2 separate regions of the Homo sapiens genome follow, and region 1 is linked to region 2. A link is a contact called in ENCODE Hi-C data. All regions are on one chromosome and are shown on one strand. Each heading gives the region's core, a stretch centred on a gene start or an enhancer-like site at or near the end of the contact. The rest is flanking DNA. Distances are from core to core; before and after follow the strand shown.

What was found. A loop is a pair of places that touch in the nucleus more often than their neighbours do. Pooled maps may share reads with other maps.
Region 1: a map of CD8-positive, alpha-beta T cell shows a loop between it and region 2 (23-fold over the local background). The contact joins the promoter of CHAF1A here to the promoter of PTBP1 in region 2. A Hi-C loop is called at or near these places in 2 of 168 maps with a recorded cell type or tissue (CD8-positive, alpha-beta T cell and naive thymus-derived CD4-positive, alpha-beta T cell), 1 of 37 single-sample maps with no recorded cell type and 5 of 50 pooled maps.

What each region holds. Positions count from the first base shown.
Region 1 is chr19:4,399,226-4,405,488 of GRCh38, reverse strand. It overlaps CHAF1A (chromatin assembly factor 1 subunit A), which reads right to left and starts at 2,849. Exons shown (of 15, transcript NM_005483.3): 1 at 2,675-2,849. The coding sequence starts at 2,726. It overlaps SH3GL1 (SH3 domain containing GRB2 like 1, endophilin A2), which reads left to right and starts at 4,942. Exons shown (of 10, transcript NM_003025.4): 1 at 4,942-5,165. The coding sequence starts at 5,121. RefSeq lists enhancers at 1,696-2,391, 2,392-3,089, 4,752-5,581 and silencers at 2,602-2,881, 4,844-5,353, 5,414-5,463.
Region 2 is chr19:793,177-798,962 of GRCh38, reverse strand. It overlaps PTBP1 (polypyrimidine tract binding protein 1), which reads right to left and starts at 1,511. Exons shown (of 15, transcript NM_002819.5): 1 at 1,458-1,511. The coding sequence starts at 1,465. RefSeq lists enhancers at 1-672, 673-1,558, 1,765-2,104, 1,757-2,392 and silencers at 815-1,124, 1,195-1,374, 1,385-1,734, 1,498-1,852.

The sequences.
Region 1 (6,263 bases), core at 1,600-4,099, 3.6 Mb before region 2:
CTACAGGCGCATGCCACCACTCTCGGCTAATTTTTGTATTTTTAGCAGAGACGGGGTTTCACCATGTTAGCCAGAATGGTCTCGAACTCCTGACCTCGTGATCCACCCGCCTCAGCCTCCCAAAGTGCTGGCCACGGCGCTTGGCCTCAAAATGTTAATAGGTTGAGAAATCCTACCCTAGACACTGTCATGTCTTGTTTTATTTTCTTTGTGGCATTTAATCTGAAACTTTCGTGTTTATTACGTCTCTCTGGAAACAAAATGCCAACTCTATGACAGCAGAAAGACTTGTTCCATGCTGCACCTATGGTACCTGGTTAGGGTCTGGAATAAATCAGAAAGCCAACTAAGAGAGTAACCGGAACTGTTTCATGAAATGAAAGTGGAATGAGTAAAAGTAGGGAGGAGAGAAAACATCAGATTACCTATTTCATTCCCATGATCCCCAAACATCTTCCTCCAACCCAAGCCCCCATACCACCACCAAATCTGTAAAATCAGAAAAGGGATCCTTTTCTTTTTAAAGAGAATTCATGAAGGTACCACAATTTAAAGCACTTTGAGCTTGCCAGGCAGGAGCTGAAGTGCTGTCAAGAGAAGATAAGACAAAATATTTTCCTGCAAAAAAAATCTCAAGAAACCATCTAATAATATCAAAGCAGATGCAGCAGTGATCATAAATAGAAGCGAGTCTTTAGATAAATACCTTAAACAGAGTAAGTTTAGGAAGCTCACACTTACCAGGAGATCTGGCTTGGCAAAACCTAGTTTAGTTATTTTGGTTAATCTACGTATGTTTTGTAAGCATTACATAAAAGTGAGTACTTTTTAAAAGCAGACTGGGGCTTCCTAAAAAACTCCATCGTCCATACATGAAACCACCCCTCACCCACCGCCCCAAGCTTAGTGAATAAGAAAAGGTACTGAGAAAATTCATGTTTCCTTTCTAGCCACTTCAAAGAAATAAAGACAGTATCATTCTCAAGTGTCCACTTACCAAAAGCCATGGATTTCTACCCCCTAACTGAAGGATATGATTTTTAGTCACTTAACTTTATTTTCGAGACAATCACAAAAATCTATTTGTGTGGCTTTGAGTCACTAGCTTTGGTGCAAGTGGAACAGAAACAACCTCATTAAAAACAGGACCCACCCTCATTAAAAAATCTTGTATATAAAACGGGACACTCCCAATCCAGAGATCCAAAGATACACACGATTAACACATATGTGTGTATAAAGTTACTAACTGCTCTTTATTCTGCGATTACATCCTTTCTAATTTTATTTGGCACTAAAATATACTTTCCTTTCATGATAGCATGGTCCTAGCGAGTAGCGATTTTTTTTTTTAAAGTTAAATATCCTGGCCAGGCATGGTGGCTCATGCCTGTAATCCCAGCATTTTGGGAGGCCAATGCAGGTGGATTACCTGAGGTCAGAAGTTCGAGACCAGCCTGCCCAACATGGTGAAACCCCGTCTCTACTAAAAAATACAAAAATTAGCCAGGCATGGTGGTGCAGGCCTGTAATCCCAGCTACTTGGGAGGCTGAGGCAGAAGAATCGCTTGAACCAGAGAGGCAGAGGTTGGGCAACAGAGCAAGACTCAGTCTCAAAATAAATAAATAAATAAAGTTAAACATCCTGACTTAAAACATCACAGCTCCACGACAGTACCAACTTTATATTAATTTTATGTCTCCGGGAAATCCCACAGGCTAGAAGGAACTACAGCCATGATTTTCAGCCAAGGCGGAATCTGCCCCATAGGGGACACAGGGCAATGGTATTTCTGGCTGTTACTAAGGCATGGTGAGAGGGGCTGCTACTGGCCTGCAAAAGGCGGAGGCCAGGGATGATGCTTAACACCCTGCAGTGCCGTGCCCAGGACGGCAACAAATATCAACACTGCTGAGGCTGAGAAACTGGACTGGCGTCCATTCTAGCCCTTCATTCGTTCACGTTATTTACTGAGCACCTACTATGTGCCAAAGCGTAATGCCAAGTGCTGCCAAAGCGTTATGTAATGCAGAGTCCAGCAAGGGAGAGGGACAGTCTGGTCTTCCTTGGTTCACCCTCCCACGTTTCAGGAGGCCTGTGGTGGGCTCCAAAGACCCCATTCCAAGGCACACGGAGGAGGAAGTCACGGTGCATATCAGGAAGGAGCAAGAACTCGGGAGTCCCACCCTCCTGGCCATCTCTACCATCTGGGCCTCTTCTTACCCGGGCTTACCCCGACCCTCAGCGGCATCGGTACTGGTCCCCGAGCCCGTGCGACCTTGGGCCTCAGTTTCCCCACCCGCTGCAAGGTCCAACATGGTCAAGGGACACAAACGCATCCAGTAACCTGCAGGGCAAGCCCTTTCGCTTCCCTGGGCCTCAGTTTCCCCTCTCGGCCCCTCCGACCCACCGCCCCAGAGAGTCCTGGAGGGACGAACTGACGCAAAAGCGCCGGAAACAAACAATATGGTCGCGGCTACAACAATAACGTCAACAAGGGTGCCCTTGGGGACGCCAGGCCCTCGCTGGGGATGAGAAGGCCCCAGGGGGTGAACGCCCGGCCCGCAGGACCAGGCTTGGCGCCCGGAGGCCCGTCCGCCTCCCATCGCCGCCTCGGCCCGTCCAGGCCGCGCGCCGCGCCCCCCCTTCCCCTCGGCGCGGGCCCGAACCGACCTGTGGCGGCTCCCCTGGCGCCGGGCGCCCCGCACTCCAGCTCCTCCAGCATCGCCCCGGCGGCAGCTCGACCTCCTCTCAGGCGGCGGAGGCGCGGGCTCCCCTCAGGCGGCCGCTGCTCTTCGCCCTCCCGCCCGCGCCGCTGCTGCCGCCGCGGCCGCCGCGCTCGTATTTGGCGGGAACCGCGGCGACCCCCGCAGTCCGCGCGCCAATTGGGCGAGCCCGGGTCACGTGACGGCCCGCCTCGGGAATTGAGGGGCGCCGGGGGCATCCTCGCGAGATCCGTGACTTCCATTCCTCCCAGGGCTCGCCCATTGACATATCCGCGAGGGACTGGGCTTCCCCTCGGAGGCCTGTCATTGGCTGGGAGGAGCTGCCCTGCGATTGGAGGAAGGAGGTGTCAAGCTCATTGCTCTGCGCTGCGACTGGCTGATCGCGTGGGATAGTCCCTAAGAGGAGGGAGGCCCAGGCTCTTACGTCACCAGAACATTTTACGCAAGGCGCAGATGACAACTTGAAAGTGGGATTTAGATGAGGAACCTGGAGTTTTGAGTTTATCCTAATGGGACATCGGCTAAATATAGCAACAGCAATTAAAATTATAAATTGCTTTCTACAAGAACAATAAAACGAAGTCTGGGGAGCGCTTCGGAAGTATTTGACATTCAGTAAATAACATGTAGAATGAGTGAACGAAATGGACGAAATGGATCGTTTCTGGTTTAATCCTCAGGAAATTGGCACATGCTGTTTTCTCTGCCTAGAACAATCTTTTCGCAGCTCTTTTCCTGGCTAATTTATACTTTTCAGATCTTAGATCGTCACCCCAGGAAGCCTTTTCTTCCCCAACCCTGACAATATCAAGTGCCTACAACACTGTTCTTTTCCTTAAAGCAATTACAGCTGTGTCTATTTATTAGTTTGTTATTTGACTAATGAATTAATTTCTGCCTTTTGTCATTAGTTCTGGCGAGGGTAGGACTCATTCCTCACTGGAACCCCAGGACCTGTTAGTAACTGATCATATTTACCAGGTCAATAAATGTTTGAGTGAATGTATAAATATTTGATTGAACTGTGTAGATCAAGCAGATTAAAAGCCTCACACAAAACAGAGAACTTCAGTGTCAGCCTGTGAGTGTAGAAACAGGTTTTCTTTCTTTCTTTCTTCCTTCCTTCCTTCCTTCCTTCCTTCCTTCCTTCCTTTCTTTCTTTCTTTTTTCTTGAGACGGAGTCCCTAGTAGCTGGGACCACAGGCGCCCGCCACCACGTCCGGCTAATTTTTTCTATTTTTTAGTAGAGACAGGGTTTCACCGTGTTAGCCAGGATGGTCTCAATCTCCTGACCTCGTGATCCGCCCACCTAGGCCTCCCAAAGTGCTGGGATTACAGGCGTGAGCCACCGCCCCTGGCCCTGAATTGCATTCTAGAAGCATCTTTCTGGCTGCCATGACAAGGAAGAATTGGAGGGGAGGACTGGTGGAAAGTATGGTCAAGGCATGAAGACAGACCTAGATGTCTAGATGTGTCACGTGGGCAACTGAATGGATGAACACAGGACAGAGAGAGAGAGGAAGAGAGGTGGCCGGGCACGGTGGCTCATACCTGTGAGACCAGTACTTTGGGAGGCTGGATTTGGTGGGGGGGTTGGGGGTTGGATCACCTGAGGTCAGGAGTTCGAGACCAGCCTGGCCAACATGGCGAAACACTGTCTCTACTAAAAATACAAAAATTAGCCTAGCATGGTGGTGCGCGCCTGTAATCTCAGCTACTTGGGAGGCTGAGGCAGGAGAATCGCTTGAACCCGGGAGGCGGAGGTTGCAGTGAGCCGAGATCACGCCACTGCACTCCAGCCTGGGAGACAAAGCAAGACTCCGTCTCAAAAAAAAAATAAATAAATAAATAAAAATGGGAGGGGGCTGAACACTTAGACGAACTGGATTTAGCTAAGATGAGTAAACAGGAATCTGAAGAATCGTAAGCAGGGGCCCCTTCTACTTCCCAACCTCCCTGGCCAGGTTTAAACTAAGCGCGTTTTCCAAGACGTTAGGGTCACCTCCACGACTCCAGGGGGCGCTGCAACTGCTACGGCCCCTCTAGGCTCGCCCCGCTCAACTCACTGACAGAGGCGGCCTCTCCCGCGGTAGACAATGTGCACGTGCGCTCTTCAGCCGGCAGAGGGCGCGCGTGCGCAGACGGGGCCGGGGGCGCGCGCGGGGGCCGGGGGCGCGCGCGGGGGCCGGCACCGGAAGCGTGCGGTTGCCATGTAATATCCTGGCCGCGCGGGCGCGCGAGCGGCTGAGGCGGCGCCGGGGCGGGCGCGGAGCTGGCAAGCGGGTGGCGGAGGCGGCGCCGACGGGGACTGCTGAGGCGCGCAGAGGGTCGGCGGCGCCCGGGAGCCTGTCGCTGGCGCGGTCCGGGCGGGAGGCTCGGCGGCGGGCGGCAGCATGTCGGTGGCGGGGCTGAAGAAGCAGTTCTACAAGGCGAGCCAGGTGAGCGCAGGCCCAGGCGGGAGCCGAGTACCGGGCCCCGGGCTGCCCGGATGAGGGAGCCAGGCCCGACCTGGCCCGGGAGGGGGCCGGGGGGACCGAGGTGGGGACGTTGGCGCGTGTCCCCTGCCAGGTGGGAAGACCAAGGGACGGACGGGGGCGACGAGGTGGCCCAGGCCCTGCCCGCCATGCGGGCTCCAGAAGCGGGGACAGAGCCCCTGGGAGGAGGGGAGAGGCACCCTGGGCTGCCCAGGGACGCGGACCTCTCCCCTCCTTCTCTCCGCTGCAAAGGCGGGGTGCGGGGAGAGAAGGGGAAGAGAGGAGTCCCGAGGCTGTCGACACAGGACTCTTGCCAGATAACCCAGAGCCAGGGAAAAGTTGCGTCTAGAGCAGTTACGTTCAAAATCCTCTGGATGGGCAAGGTACAAAGTTGAAAAGGTAGAGGAAGAAGTCAGTTTCCCCTCTCTGCTCCTCGGGCAGCCAGCCCTTCTCCCCAGAGACAAGCGACTGTCATCGACTCCGTATGTCCCTTTCCTAAGATACGTGTGTGCCTTTCCTTTAAAAACACGTACCCTGTGATAGCATATGCCACAGAATCCTGTGTGCTGTGTTTTTCATTGCTTGGAGATCACACTGGAGCGGGATTTCTCCCCCTCCGTCGGCACTGTTGACATCTGGGGCTGGATTGTTCTCCGTGGTGGGGCCGTCCTGGGCACTGCGGGGTGCTGAGCAGCGCCCCTGGCCTCCACCCACTCCGGGCCAGGAGCACCCCCAAGTCGTGACAACCAAAAATATCTTGAGACATCACCGTGTGTCCCCTTAGAATCAGTCCTCCTTCCCTCCCTTCGTTCCTTCCTTCCTTCTTTCCTTCCTTCCTCCCTCCCTCCTTGCCTCTCTCCCTCCCTCCCTTCTCTTCTTTCCTTCCTCCCTTCCTTTCCTGTCCCCCAGGACTACTGCTCTAGACCATACTCCACACTTCTTGGATTTTTTTTTTTTTTTTTTTTTTTGAGAGGGAGTCATGCTCTGTCGCCCCAGCTGGAGGGCAGTGGTGCAATCTCGGCTCACTGCAAGCTCCGCCTCCTGTGTTCAAGCAATTCTCCT
Region 2 (5,786 bases), core at 262-2,761:
AGGGTGCCTCTCAGCAGAGTGGAGCCCGATCCACCGAGGAGAGCAGGAGGCGGCCGTGGAAACCGTCAATAAAAATTAACAGACCGACCAGAACACAGCCTCAGTTACTGATCAACCCGAGCCCCGCCCGACCCGACTCTCCCTCCTCGGGACACCCCGGGGGGAAGGTGGATAGAAAGCCGGACTGTCCGAGGCCCTCCCTTCAGCCCCGGCCAGGTCCTGACCCAACAGTGAGCTCCCCACGGCTTCTCCCGGCCACTGCAACTCCCGGCGAGGCCCTAAGTGACTCGGAGCGTCCGTCGGAAGGGCAGCCTCCGGGCCTCCTGCCTCACTCCGGGAGGCGAGTGCGCGGCCCCCGAGCCCGCGGTGCTGGGTCCGAGAGCGGGGAGCCCTCGTCTCGCCGTCTGCAGGACCCACCTGCCCGCACGCATGCTAAGGGGTCCAGACCCACTCTAGGGCTGCGCCTCTTCTGACACCACAGACTGCACGGACCACGTTTAACAGACTTTTAAAAGTGACTGAACCCAAGAAAAACTTCTCAGGAAAACGGAAAGAATGCGAAACATCTCCAGCCTCTCCCGCTTCCTATTCCCAGGGAGGGCCTCGCGCAGGAAGCGCTCGGCGGGACACGGCCTTTCTGGAGGGGGCTCCCACCTCTCCCAAGGGAAGCCCGCCCAGCAAAGCCGCCCGGAAAGGCTGCCCCGGCCCGAGAGCCGGGAAGGCCCCTCCCCATGACGGCGCCCGCGGGGGTCCCTGGAGAGGCCCCTCCGGCCCCGGGGCGGAGGACAGACCCTCGGGGCGGCCGCTTCTCTCCCGAGATCACCGAAACCCCTTGGCCGCGGCCCGGGGCGCACGGGGGGCAGGGGTAGGGCGGGGAGCGCAGAGACTCGGGCCCGCGGCGAGGCCCCGGCGCCAGCTTTCCCTCCCGGCGGCCGCCCCAGCCCCGCCTGCGCTTCCGGGGCTGCGCCGGGGGCAGAGTCCGGGCGGCGGGAAAGGCGCGCGCCCCCGATGGCGGCCGCGCACGCGCGCTGGGGCCAACGGGGACGCGCGACGGGCTACGCAGGCGCACGAGGGGAGCGGACGGGAGGCGGGAAGGGCCATCCGGGCGCGCGAGGGCCGGACGGGAAGCGGGAAGGGCCGCGCGCCGCCGAGGCGGGGCAAAGGCGAAGTGCGGGGACGCGCGCGGAGGGGGAGGGGCGCGGGAGGCCGCGTGCGCTAGGGACGGGGCGCGCGGGGGCCGGAAGCGGGCCGGACGGGGGATGGGGACGCGGCCAGACCCCCGGGAAGCCCCTGACCCGCCCCGCACCCGCGCCCGCCACGCGGAGAGGAAGGGGAGAGCCCGCCGCCCCCTCCCGCCCGAGAGGGGGCGAGATCGGCCCCGGGGAGGCCGGCGCGGCGGCGGGGGCAGGGCTGCGGCGCGGGGAGGGCGGTGGGGCGCGGGGCGACGTGCGACTCACCCGTCCATGGCACACAGAGCAGACCCGCGGGGGACGGAGTGGAGGCGCCGGAATAGCAGGAACCGACCCAACGGCTCCGAGTTATAGACTCACAAAATGGCGGAGACGCCCGCACACGTCCCCCGCGCGCGCTGCCCATTGGCTCCCGCTGCAGCCAGGGGGCGGGGAGAGCCCCGCGGGCCCCCGCCAGCACCTCCCACTGGCCAGAAGGCCGCCCGGGGGCGGGACCCAGAGAAATCGCAGGCGCCTATTGGGGGAGGCGGTTATTCCTCAAGGCCGAAGGCGGAAACGGCTTGTGTAGTCGGGGGAGGGGGAGAAAATGGGATCACGTGACGGCGTCTGAGCCAGTCAGCTGGCGCGTGGCTTTGCGGGAGACGCCATCTTGAGAGTGGGTACGTGGCGAGTCAGGCGGCGGGAAGCGTGCTTTGCCCAGGCTGCCGCCATCTTGCAAGTGGGCAGGACCCGCCCGCCTGGGCCGTGAGGGCAAAGGGAGTCGCATCGCCATCTTGGAGTCGGGCAGGAAACCCTCAGGGCTCCATGTTGGTTGTGGGCACATGGCCAAAAAGTCCGATTCAAACTGAGCGCTCACATCTGGGTGATCGCGCGGGGAGGGAAAGGCCGCGTCGCGTCCCGGACACGCCAGGGCTGTTTCCACAGTGGCCACAGATACTGCGGGCGCGCCATGATCCGGGGTCACCCCCGACCGTTCTTTGTTCGCCCCGGAACAGCGAATCCCGACTGCGGAGATAGGGAAACTGAGGTCCGGGCCCCGCACAGTCCGCGGCCGGCTGCCTACAGCTGGGAAAACTGAGGCCTGGACCTTGTACAGTCCGCGGCCGCCCGCCTACAGCTGGGGAAACTGAGGCCTGGACCTTATACAGTAGGCGGCCGCCCGCCTACAGCTGGGGAAACTGAGGCCTGGACCTTGTACAGTCCGCGGCCTCTCACCTACAGCTGGGGAAACTGAGGCCTGGACCTTGTACAGTCCGCGGCCGCCCGCCTACAGGTGGGGAAACTGAGGCCTGGACCTTGCAGTCCTTGGCCGCCCGCCTACAGCTGGGGAAACTGAGGCCTGGACCTTGTACAGTCCGCGGCCTCTCACCTACAGCTGGGGAAACTGAGGCCTGGACCTTGTACAGTGGGCGGCCGCCCGCTTACAGCTGGGGAAACTGAGGCCTGGACTTTGCACAGTCCGCGGCCAACCGCCTAAAGCTGGGGAAGCTGAGGTCCGGGCCACACACAGTCCACGGCCATCCGCCTACAGCTGGGGAAACTGAGGCCAAAGCCACACACAGTCCACGGCCATCTGCCTACAGCGGGGGAAACTGAGGCCCAGGCCACACACAGTCCACGGCCATCCGCCTACAGCTGGAGAAACTGAGGCCCGGGCTCCATACAATCCAAGGCCGCCCGCCTACAGGTGGGGAAACTGAGGCCCAAGCCACCCGCCTACAGCTGGGGAAACTGAGGCCCGAGCCCCCTACAGTCCCTGGCCCACTGACCTACAGCTGGGGAAACTGTGGCCTGGAGCTCGTACAGTTCGAGGCTGCCAGCCTACGGCTGGGGAAACTGAGGGCCAGGCCCAGCAGGGTCACCAGGAGGGTCCCTCCCGGGCCACCATCCCAGCAGCAGAAAACACCCTAAACTAATGTTCCCAGGAGCGCTGATCACATGAAGAGTCTGACAGAGCTGTGAGGGTGCCTGACGGGGAGGCCAGGTCAGCGGGTTGGGAGCCATCCCAGAGTGAGGGGATGACCCCGGCCCTCCACACTGGGACCCTCACGGGAGGCTGCGGTTGGAAACCGGAGCAGTTCCCGGCCCGGAGTAGACACTGCTCCCTAAATAGAATTAGCGGGATTTAGTCCATGCTGAAAAGGGGGTTTTTCATTAACACCAACCTACGGAGGGAGAAGACATGACAATTCTCGTTTCCCCAAATCCAGGCGAGCCTAGCGCCCTGCTTCTCTGGCGTGTTTTATTCCAGCAGTGCTGCGTTTCAGGCCGGGGCCTGGCGTGGGCCCAGGAGCCTTGGAGCCCCGCCGGGCGTCTGGTGCCAGAGGATTCCAGCCCGGATTAGGGGTGGCCGCCGAGCTCCATGGAGGCATCGCACGGCAAGGTCCTTTGGCCCGAACCACCCGGTCAACGGAGACTCACCAAGAGCCATCTGCAGCCAGGGTCACTCATCAGGAATGTCCGGTGGATCTGGGAGAAGCCCAGTGTGTTACTGTGGATTTGCTCCCCTGGAGACCCCCATCCTCACACCACCAGAACCAGCCGCTTCTGTCTGTTCGCGGAGTGCCTGGGATGGGCCCCGCCCTGAAAGCAGACAGGCAGGGGCGGCCGGGGGTCTGAGTGGCAGCTGGCAGCAGTAGAGACCACCAGGTTCCAAGCACCAGTCTAACCCTTCGGAATCGTGTTAAAACCCACTTCTGATCGTGGCCCCGCCAGGCCTCCTGTCTTGCTCAAAGTATAAACCCAAGGCCATCCCTTACCCCGCAAGCCCCACATGACCAGCCACCTGTCCAGTACCTTTTTTTATTTTTATTTTTTTAAGACAGTGTCTGGCCGGGTGCAATGGCTCACACCTGTAATCCCAGCACTCTGGCAGGCCGAGGTGAGTGGATCACCTGAGGTCAGAGTTCGAGACCAGCCTGGCCAACATGGAGAAACCTCCTCTCCACCAAAAATACAAAAATTAGCCAGGCGTGGTGGTGCATGCCCTATAATCCCAGCTCCTTGGGAGGCTGAGGCAAGAGAATCACTTGAACCCGGGAGGCGGAGGTTGCAGTGAGCCGAGATTGCGCCATTGCACTCCAGCCTGGGCAACAGGAGTGAAACTCTGTCTCTAAAAAACAAAAACGAAAATAAACACCTGTCATCCCAGCACTTTGGAAGGCCGAGGCAGGCGGATCACAAGGTGAAGAGCCTGAGACTATCCTGGCCAACATGGTGAAAGCCCGTTTCCACTAAAAATACAAAAATTTGCCGGGCGTGGTGGTTTGCTCCTGTAATCCCAGCTACTCGGGAGACTGAGGCGGGAGAATCACTTGAACGCGGGAGGCGGAGGTTGCAGTGAGCCTAGATTACGCCACTGTACTCCAGCCTGGGCAACAGAGTGACACGCTATCTCAAAAAAAAAAGTAAAAATAAAAAATAAAATGTATGTCGCGGAATTTAGGGTCTACCTGCAGACTCCAGGATGATCTCATCTCAAGACACTTAATGGTACCTTCAAAGACTGGTGTTCCAAATGAAGCCTTGTTCACGGGTTCCAGGGTTTAGGATGTGGTTGTCTTTCTTTGGGGCCACCTCTCAGCCCCTCAGCCCCACCCACCACCTGAAGCTTAGAGGGCGATAGCAGGTACAAGCAGGCCGTTTGTTTTTGCAATGGCGGCCTGGTCCCAGGAACCCCCCCCACCGCCTCCACCTCACCCAGGTCACCTGAAACCAGTGTCCTTCCTGGGCTGGCCTGACAGTAACCATGGCTGAGGGCCCAGCAATTTACAGGTCAGCTGTCATATGCAGAACGCCAGCGCGGGAAGACGCCCAGGGGCTCCCGTGGGCACCTGATTTATTTAGCGAGCAGGGCCCAGCCTCTGTCTTTTCTCCTCTCCTGTCTCCCATCCCAGCCCGCAGGCCAGCTGCCTCCTTCATGAATGATTCAGGGTGAGCGAGGAACAGGCTCACCTTGCCTTTGTGCGAGAATCACGTTGGTTTGCTGGTTACCATTTTGAAAATGATACTCTGAGCCTGGCAGGAGAAACGGGGGGGGGAGTGAGGACATCTGAGGCCCTCAGAGCCACCGAATCTCATGCAGAGGGCCTGCTGGGGCCTCAGACACCTTTCAGTTCTGATGGGGGAGGGAAGGGCCGTGCCTCAGTTTACTTCTTCGTCAACATGAGTGGCAGGGCCAGGCCGTCCCTCCTCCCCATGAGCAGTTCCATAGATTTATTTTTCCTTTTCCTTTTTTTTTGTTTTTTTTTTGGGGGGGATGGAACCTCACTCTATTGCCCAGGCTGGAGTACAGTGGCGCAATCTTGGCTCACTGCAACCTCTGCCTCCCGGGTTCAAGTGATTCTTCTGCGTCAGCCTCCTGAGTAGTTGGGATTACAGGTGCCTGCCACCACGCCTAGCTAATTTTTGTATTTTTATTCTTATTTTTTTATTTGATTTATTTTTTTCTTTTTCTGAGACGGCGTCTCGCTCTGTCGCCCAGGCTGGAGTGCAATGGCGTGATCTCAGCTCACTGCAACCTCCGCCTCCTGGGTTCAAGCGAGTCTCCTGCCTCAGCCTCCCGAGTAGCTGGGACTACAGGCGCCCACCACCATG